Regions from separate parts of the Homo sapiens genome. Here region 2 is linked to region 1. A link is a contact called in ENCODE Hi-C or POLR2A ChIA-PET data. All regions are on one chromosome and are shown on one strand. The core of a region is the stretch at or near the end of the contact, and the rest is flanking DNA. Distances in the headings are between cores, read along the strand shown. Region 1 holds the start of TFCP2L1 (transcription factor CP2 like 1). Region 2 overlaps CLASP1 (cytoplasmic linker associated protein 1).

Region 1 (3,012 bases), core at 42-2,541:
TGTCAGCCTTTAAGGCTCTAGACCTTTGCCATCTCCGACTACTTTGGCCCATGAATAAAAACAGCAGATACATCCACTAAACCCAATCATTCCCCCGCCTCCAGGAAAAGGGGATGTCTTCAGGGAGGACAAATACCTACCAGCAGCCAGGAATTACAAATAACGTTTTAAGATCTAAGTGGGAACTTCTTGGGGCCAAAACTAGCACTTAAAGGTAGCTCTAGTATGGGGGCTGTCAATGCCTGTGACTCCTTCGGCCTCATCATTCATTTTCCTTGAGCCCATATCAAATGCCCTTTGGGTTAAATTAGGCACATTTCATAAACTGTGACTAAGATGGAAATAAGGACAGGCTAAAGCTGGTTCAGGCGAGTTCACAAAGTGAAATGACTGCCCATTAGTCCCGGCCAGCAGCAGAACAGGGAAAAACAATCCTCCGGGAGCGAGAGCACACGGGGTCCTACTGCTAAGAGGGGCCTGTGGGGAACTGTGCAAAACACGCAGGACTTACTTTCCCCTCTGAAGGGCACTACTCAAATCCCTCCAGCAGAAGAAAGATTTCCATCAAGGGCAATAACCACGCGGGCCTCGGGCGAACACGCGCAAGACCATCGCGGGAAGTGGGGCGGCCTGCCCCTCCGAGCCCGCCGCCCGCCCCTCGTCCAAGGAAGGGCACTGCAGAGGGCGCGAGGCTGGGAGAGGGGCCCCGGCGGAGACGGGCAAAGAGCAGGGGACGAACTTCCCCGGGCCGGGCACCAGGCTGCTGGCAGGAAGTTTCCTCTGCTTCTCCGATACGCGGGGGAGAGGAGGGCCGCAGGGGGCGGACGGGCCAGGGGAGGCGGCGGGCCGGCAGGTGCGCGCCCTGCACCCTCTCTGCCGCCTGGGAGGAGCCCTCGCAGACATAGGGCTCTGCGCGCTCGCCTCCCCAGCGGGCCCCCAACTCCGCACGTCGGGTCCCGCCGGCGTCCATCTGTCAGTCCCTAGGCGGGACGCTGGGCGGGTCTCTCAGTCCCCAGAGGGCGGACAGCGGGGAGGCCAGGGCCCAGCAGGGGCGCCCCCTCTCCGCCCCTGGACGTCCAACGGCGCCCGGCCCGCCGGCCCGGCCCGAGACCCGCGGGGACCGCGCGCGGCCCTTACCGCAGGTAGCTGCCGGAGTTGTGCTGGTTGTAGTGCTCGGGCTGCGTGTGCCAGAAGAGCATGGCTGGAACTCCCAGCGCGCCGACCGGGGCGCGGCAGCAAGCGCAGACGCGGGGCGCGCCGAGGACCCAGCGGCGGCTTCGCGCTCCGAACCCGCGGTGCCGGCCGGCTCGGCGCATTTATCGGCGGCCCAGGGGCGGGACAGCGGTGAGACCCGCCCCCCAGGAAGCGCGGCCCGGAGGGCGGCTCCCCGCGGCAGCCGCACCTGGCTGACTCCCGCGCGTGCCTTTCCGGCGAGCGAGCGCGCCTCCGGGGCGGCCAGACCAGAGGGCTCTAGGGCCGGCCGGGTGCTCTCCCCAAACTCCGATGTGGGGCTCAGGTGACCCTTGCCGCCCCCAACCCGCTCCACACGGCCCCTCTGGCCTCTGCTCCCCACTCTACGCCCAGGGCCGGTCTCCAGAGCGGCTCCGAGATTTCCAGCCTAGGCCCTCTCTGTCGCCTTTCCTCGCTCTTGTTTTTTCATAGCACTTCAGACGCTCTGAAATCATGGGGGTTTTTTTGTTGGTTTTTTTTTTTTTGAGACGGGGTCTCGCTCTGCCACCCAGGCTGGAGTGCAGTGGCGCGATCTCGGGGCTCACTGCAACCTCTCCTCCCAGGTTCAAGCAATTCTCCTACCTCAGCCTCCTGAGTAGCTGGGATTACAAGCGCCCCCCATCACGCCTGACTGATTTTTTTATTGTTAGTAGAGACGGGGTTTCGCCATGTTGGCCAGGCTGGTCTCGAACTCCTGACCTCAGGTGATCCGCCCACCTTGGCCTCCCAAAGTGCTGGCATTACAGGCGTGAGCCCCCGAGTCAGGCCGACATTTTTTTATTTTTTATTTTTACTTGTGTACTGATTGTCTTTCCCATTAGACTGTAAGCTCCAAGAGGACAGGGCCTGGCTCGCTTAACACCCCGTTACCTGCACTGCCTAGAACAGTGCATGGGACATAGTTAAGATAAATGTTTGTTGAGTAAACATAAAAAAAGAAAAAAGGAATGCACCAAAAGAGTAATCAGAGAAGCCTTCCTGGAGGAGGTGACATTGAGCTGAGACCTGATGGATGCAAAGGAAGCATCTCTGTGAACATCACCTAGGGAAAAATAGTTCCAGGCATAGTTCCCTACCCCCTTGGCAACAGTGACTGCCAAAGCCTTGAGGAAGACCTACTTGGCATGGCTGGTCTTGAGGAGAGCTTAGGAGATGAGGTGAGGAGGGCGGGGAAGATCAGAGGGCCTGGCAGGCCAGGACAAGGAGCTAGGATTTTATTCTGTGTTTTAAGCAGAGGAGTCACATGTATGATTTGCCTTTTGGAAAGATCAGTCTGGCAGCAGTGTAGACAGTGGGTCATGGGGTGGAGGGGAGGGCCATTAGGAGGGAGTGGAGTTCCCTGGAGCCCTGACCCCTATCCAGGTGCTATCCGGTTCTCCAGTACATGGCACAGCACCTGGCACAGAGGAGATGGGGATTCTGTCCCTGAGTATTAATCCAGTCAAATGACATCCCTTGGGGACCTGGTCCAGAACTCCCCACTCCCCCACGCATGGATGTGGGTAAAACCCTCCCTCACTCTGCTGTTCCTGCCCTCCTCCCTCCAGCCATAGGTCACAACTGGCAAACCACTTCCTCTGTGCAGCCCTCAAGGACTGCCCCCCACTGTTCTGCCCTGTTAGGAGAATGGGAATATTTCCCCGGCTTCAGGTGGTGCTGTCAGCAGACAGTCCCCCAGCCATCGGCTTCTCCAGGAACTGCCCCTGCTCAGAGAGCAGCCTTGCCCTCTGTCATGTCCCTCCTGGGATAGCCCACATCCCAATGACTATCCCAGCAGAAGTA
Region 2 (3,027 bases), core at 518-3,017, 71 kb after region 1:
AGTCCCTCTCTTATCTAATCTGGCCTAGCAATGAAACCATGCTCAGAAACTGCTGGCTTTCTAGTGCAAGAAATTACTGCCCAAGTATCATAACACACCAGCCTGAAAGCTAAGGAACTTTTAGGCCTCTGTTTTCAAAACCTGGAGAAAGAAACAAAAGGTCAGAAAACACCGGATTCTGTAGCGTATCAAAATTAGAAAGCACTGATGCACAGGAGTCAATATCTGAGGTCCCCTGGGAGGTGGGAAGCAGCTCAGTGGGTGGAAAGAACACGGCTCTGGAGACAGGATTCAAGAGTCAGCAGCATTGCTTTCCAGGCTTGACAGGAGCAAGCTAAGGCCTCCTGGTGCTCTTCGGGGTTGCAACGAGGATTAGTGAGGCCAGGTAACTGATTGCCGGGTTCGTGGTGAGAACTCGTGGTTTTCCTTCTCTCCTCCCCATCTCCTGCACTCTATTGCCCTTCAGGTTAAAGTGAATTATCCTACAGAGAGCTGCTGGGAAAAAAGGCTGTTTCAGATCTGCTGAGCTGAAACCCAAACCCAAGGAGCCCTTCATCTTACAAAAATCCAGGAATTCTGGATGTGGCCTGCATGAAGCATTTGGTGAAATGTATCTATTATTTTATTTTATTTTGAGACAGAGTCTTGCTCTGTTGCCCAGGCTGGAGTGCAGTGGCGCCATCTTGGTGGGTTCAAGCGATTCTCCTGCCTCAGCCTCCGAGTAGCTGGGACTACAGGCGCACACCACCACGCCTAGCTAATTTTTTTGTATTTTTAGTAGAGACAGGGTTTCACCAAGTTGGCCAGGCTGGTCTCAAACTCCTGACCTCAAGTGATCTGCCCACCTCGGCCTCCCAAAGTGTTGGGATTACCGGTGTGAGCCACCACGCCCGGATGATCAAATGTATCTAATGTGGATGAGGGCTTTGGTTCTAAAATGTCTGAAAATAAAATGTCAGAAGCTGCACATTAAGATGGGTAGTTTGAGGCCCTCTTTTTCACTGGGGTTAGAGAAAGTTTCCCAAGACAGACGCTGGTTTTGGCAAGGGAGGTAGGTGTTCTCAACTTCCCTCTATATGCCAAACCCCTGGCTTTGGCAAGCTGCCTGAATCAGGGTGAACTTCAGGTTTTGCCCCTGTGTTCTATGTAACATAAGAAGCAAAGATTATAAATGTAAGCAAACAGAGAGCAAAAGTCAACATGGGCAGCAGAAACAAAGGAAGACAACACCACTTAGTACACAAGGTGGCCAGAAGTGGCAAGGATTTAGAAAGGGGTGAGGGACTATTCAAAGAGGACAGGATCAAAAAGACTTCTGGGTTATAATCTGCCTTGAAGTCATCAAAAACTATTCCAATTCTGCTACAGTCTCATTAGAAACACAGCACTCCTTCACCTTTCAAAGTCAGTGAAGTAATAGTGTCTAGCTAAGAAAAGCGTAATTTTCACATCTAGCTTTTTAAAATTGGATCATTACTCAGAATACTGGTGAATGTTTGCTTAAAGGTTTCTTTTAGCACAAAGTTTTCAAAATTTGGATTGCATGTTTTTTAGGTTCACAAGGTTTGATCTGGCTCTGTCACAGACACACCAGAATAACTGGTTGAGTCAAAAAAAAAAAGCAAAGGTCCAGGAACAACAGTGGCTGGAATCAAAGAACTCTTCATAGCAGCGTCTTGAGCTTAGCTACTCAATCGTGTGGAAGCTAAGGAAGAGTTTAGCGCCACCTTCTGGGAAAGGCCAGAAAGACCTTAAAAAATTGGATTGACCCTGAGTTTAAGTATCCACCAGTAGACTGGGGAAAAACGACCAATGCCCCAGATTGGCACTGACATGGTCCTGGGATTTACAACGGAGTGCCAGCATGGCCCTGAACCTGGGACGAGAGTCCTCACTTAGCTAGGCTCAGTACCAGAGGGAGGGGAGAAGAAAAGTTCCAGGCTATAAGTCTGGAGACCTGAGTTTTGGCTCTGGTTCTGGCATCAACTAGCCAAGCGAGCTTGGGGTAAATTTCTTCACTTTCTATGCCTCGGTTTTCCTCATCAGTAAAACGAAAGGGAGAATCTGAATCAATTATTTTAAAAGTATTTCAGATTATAAAATCTTATCATCCAACTCTACCTGATGAGTCTTTTCCCCTGAAAAATGTGCATGCACAAAATTCCAGGAAGCTTTGAAGATCTTGAGAAGTAGTGTCTGTATGAAATGACCTCTAACAAGACAGTCATCACATCCTTGCCTGGAAAAGGAGATTCAGGGCAACACAATGGATATCTTCAAATGTGGTCAGGTTCTTAGGTGGGAGATTTATTCTGTTCTACTCTAAGGGGTAGAACTAGGGCCAACAGGGACAAATGATGAGAAGGAGTGGAAAGAGGGGCTGGGAGCCCAGGAGGTGGTGTGTCCTGCTGTCCTGGAGATGCTGCAGAGGCTGGGCTGGCCTCTCAGGAGGTGCTCAGCATCAGATGGGAAGCTGGGCAGCACGTTTAAGGCTTCTCTTTGGCATTCTAATTCCGGTATCCATCTCTAAAAACCCATGGCATTTCCTAGCCTAACGCTGACAATGTACCGGCTACCCCAGCACAAATATAGACGGATTCCAAACAAAGCAGTAGTCAAAAAATACAAGTCGTATTTTTGACTGGTGTTTTAGAGTTTACTCAATTGCATTTAATAGCTTCTTCGGTGTATTTAGAGAAATGCAGTTATATCTGCTTTATGTAGAATTTTAAAAACTTGACAACAATTCTATTCAAAATCAGTCTACTTTCTTCAATGGAAGAGTATAAAAAGGATACTATCTTCAATTTTCAACAATGTCAACCACCTTACCTCACTTGACTTTAATGCTAGCCTCTCAGCGCAGGGTATAAAACACCTGCCCCCCACCTCCCACCCAGCATACAAGTGCTTTAGATATCCAGAGTGTCTATGACTTGTCCACAATCACAGCCCCCGAGCTGGCAAAAGCAGCATGTGAACCCAGGCCTTCAAACCCCAAACTCAAAGGTTTTGACATTAAGTTAT

The links. Hi-C counts contacts between places; a loop is a spot of excess contacts on that map. ChIA-PET counts read pairs that join two places held with the same protein, here RNA polymerase II (POLR2A). Pooled maps may share reads with other maps.
Region 2: a map of MCF 10A shows a loop between it and region 1 (7-fold over the local background). The contact joins the enhancer-like site here to the promoter of TFCP2L1 in region 1. A Hi-C loop is called at or near these places in 2 of 168 maps with a recorded cell type or tissue (Calu3 and MCF 10A) and 3 of 50 pooled maps. POLR2A ChIA-PET finds 5 or more read pairs at or near these places in 2 of 52 experiments (MCF 10A and WTC11).

Annotation. Positions count from the first base shown.
Region 1 is chr2:121,283,911-121,286,922 of GRCh38, forward strand. It overlaps TFCP2L1 (transcription factor CP2 like 1), which reads right to left and starts at 1,292. Exons shown (of 15, transcript NM_014553.3): 1 at 1,138-1,292. The coding sequence starts at 1,199. RefSeq lists a silencer at 1,318-1,457.
Region 2 is chr2:121,354,533-121,357,559 of GRCh38, forward strand. All of the region lies in intron 38 of CLASP1 (cytoplasmic linker associated protein 1), which reads right to left. Among named protein-coding and RNA genes, the nearest start is that of TFCP2L1, 71 kb to the left of the region's middle. Within about 2 kb of position 1,768, at least 7 of the 41 ENCODE cell types and tissues checked have a DNase peak (open chromatin) inside an H3K27ac peak, as active enhancers do.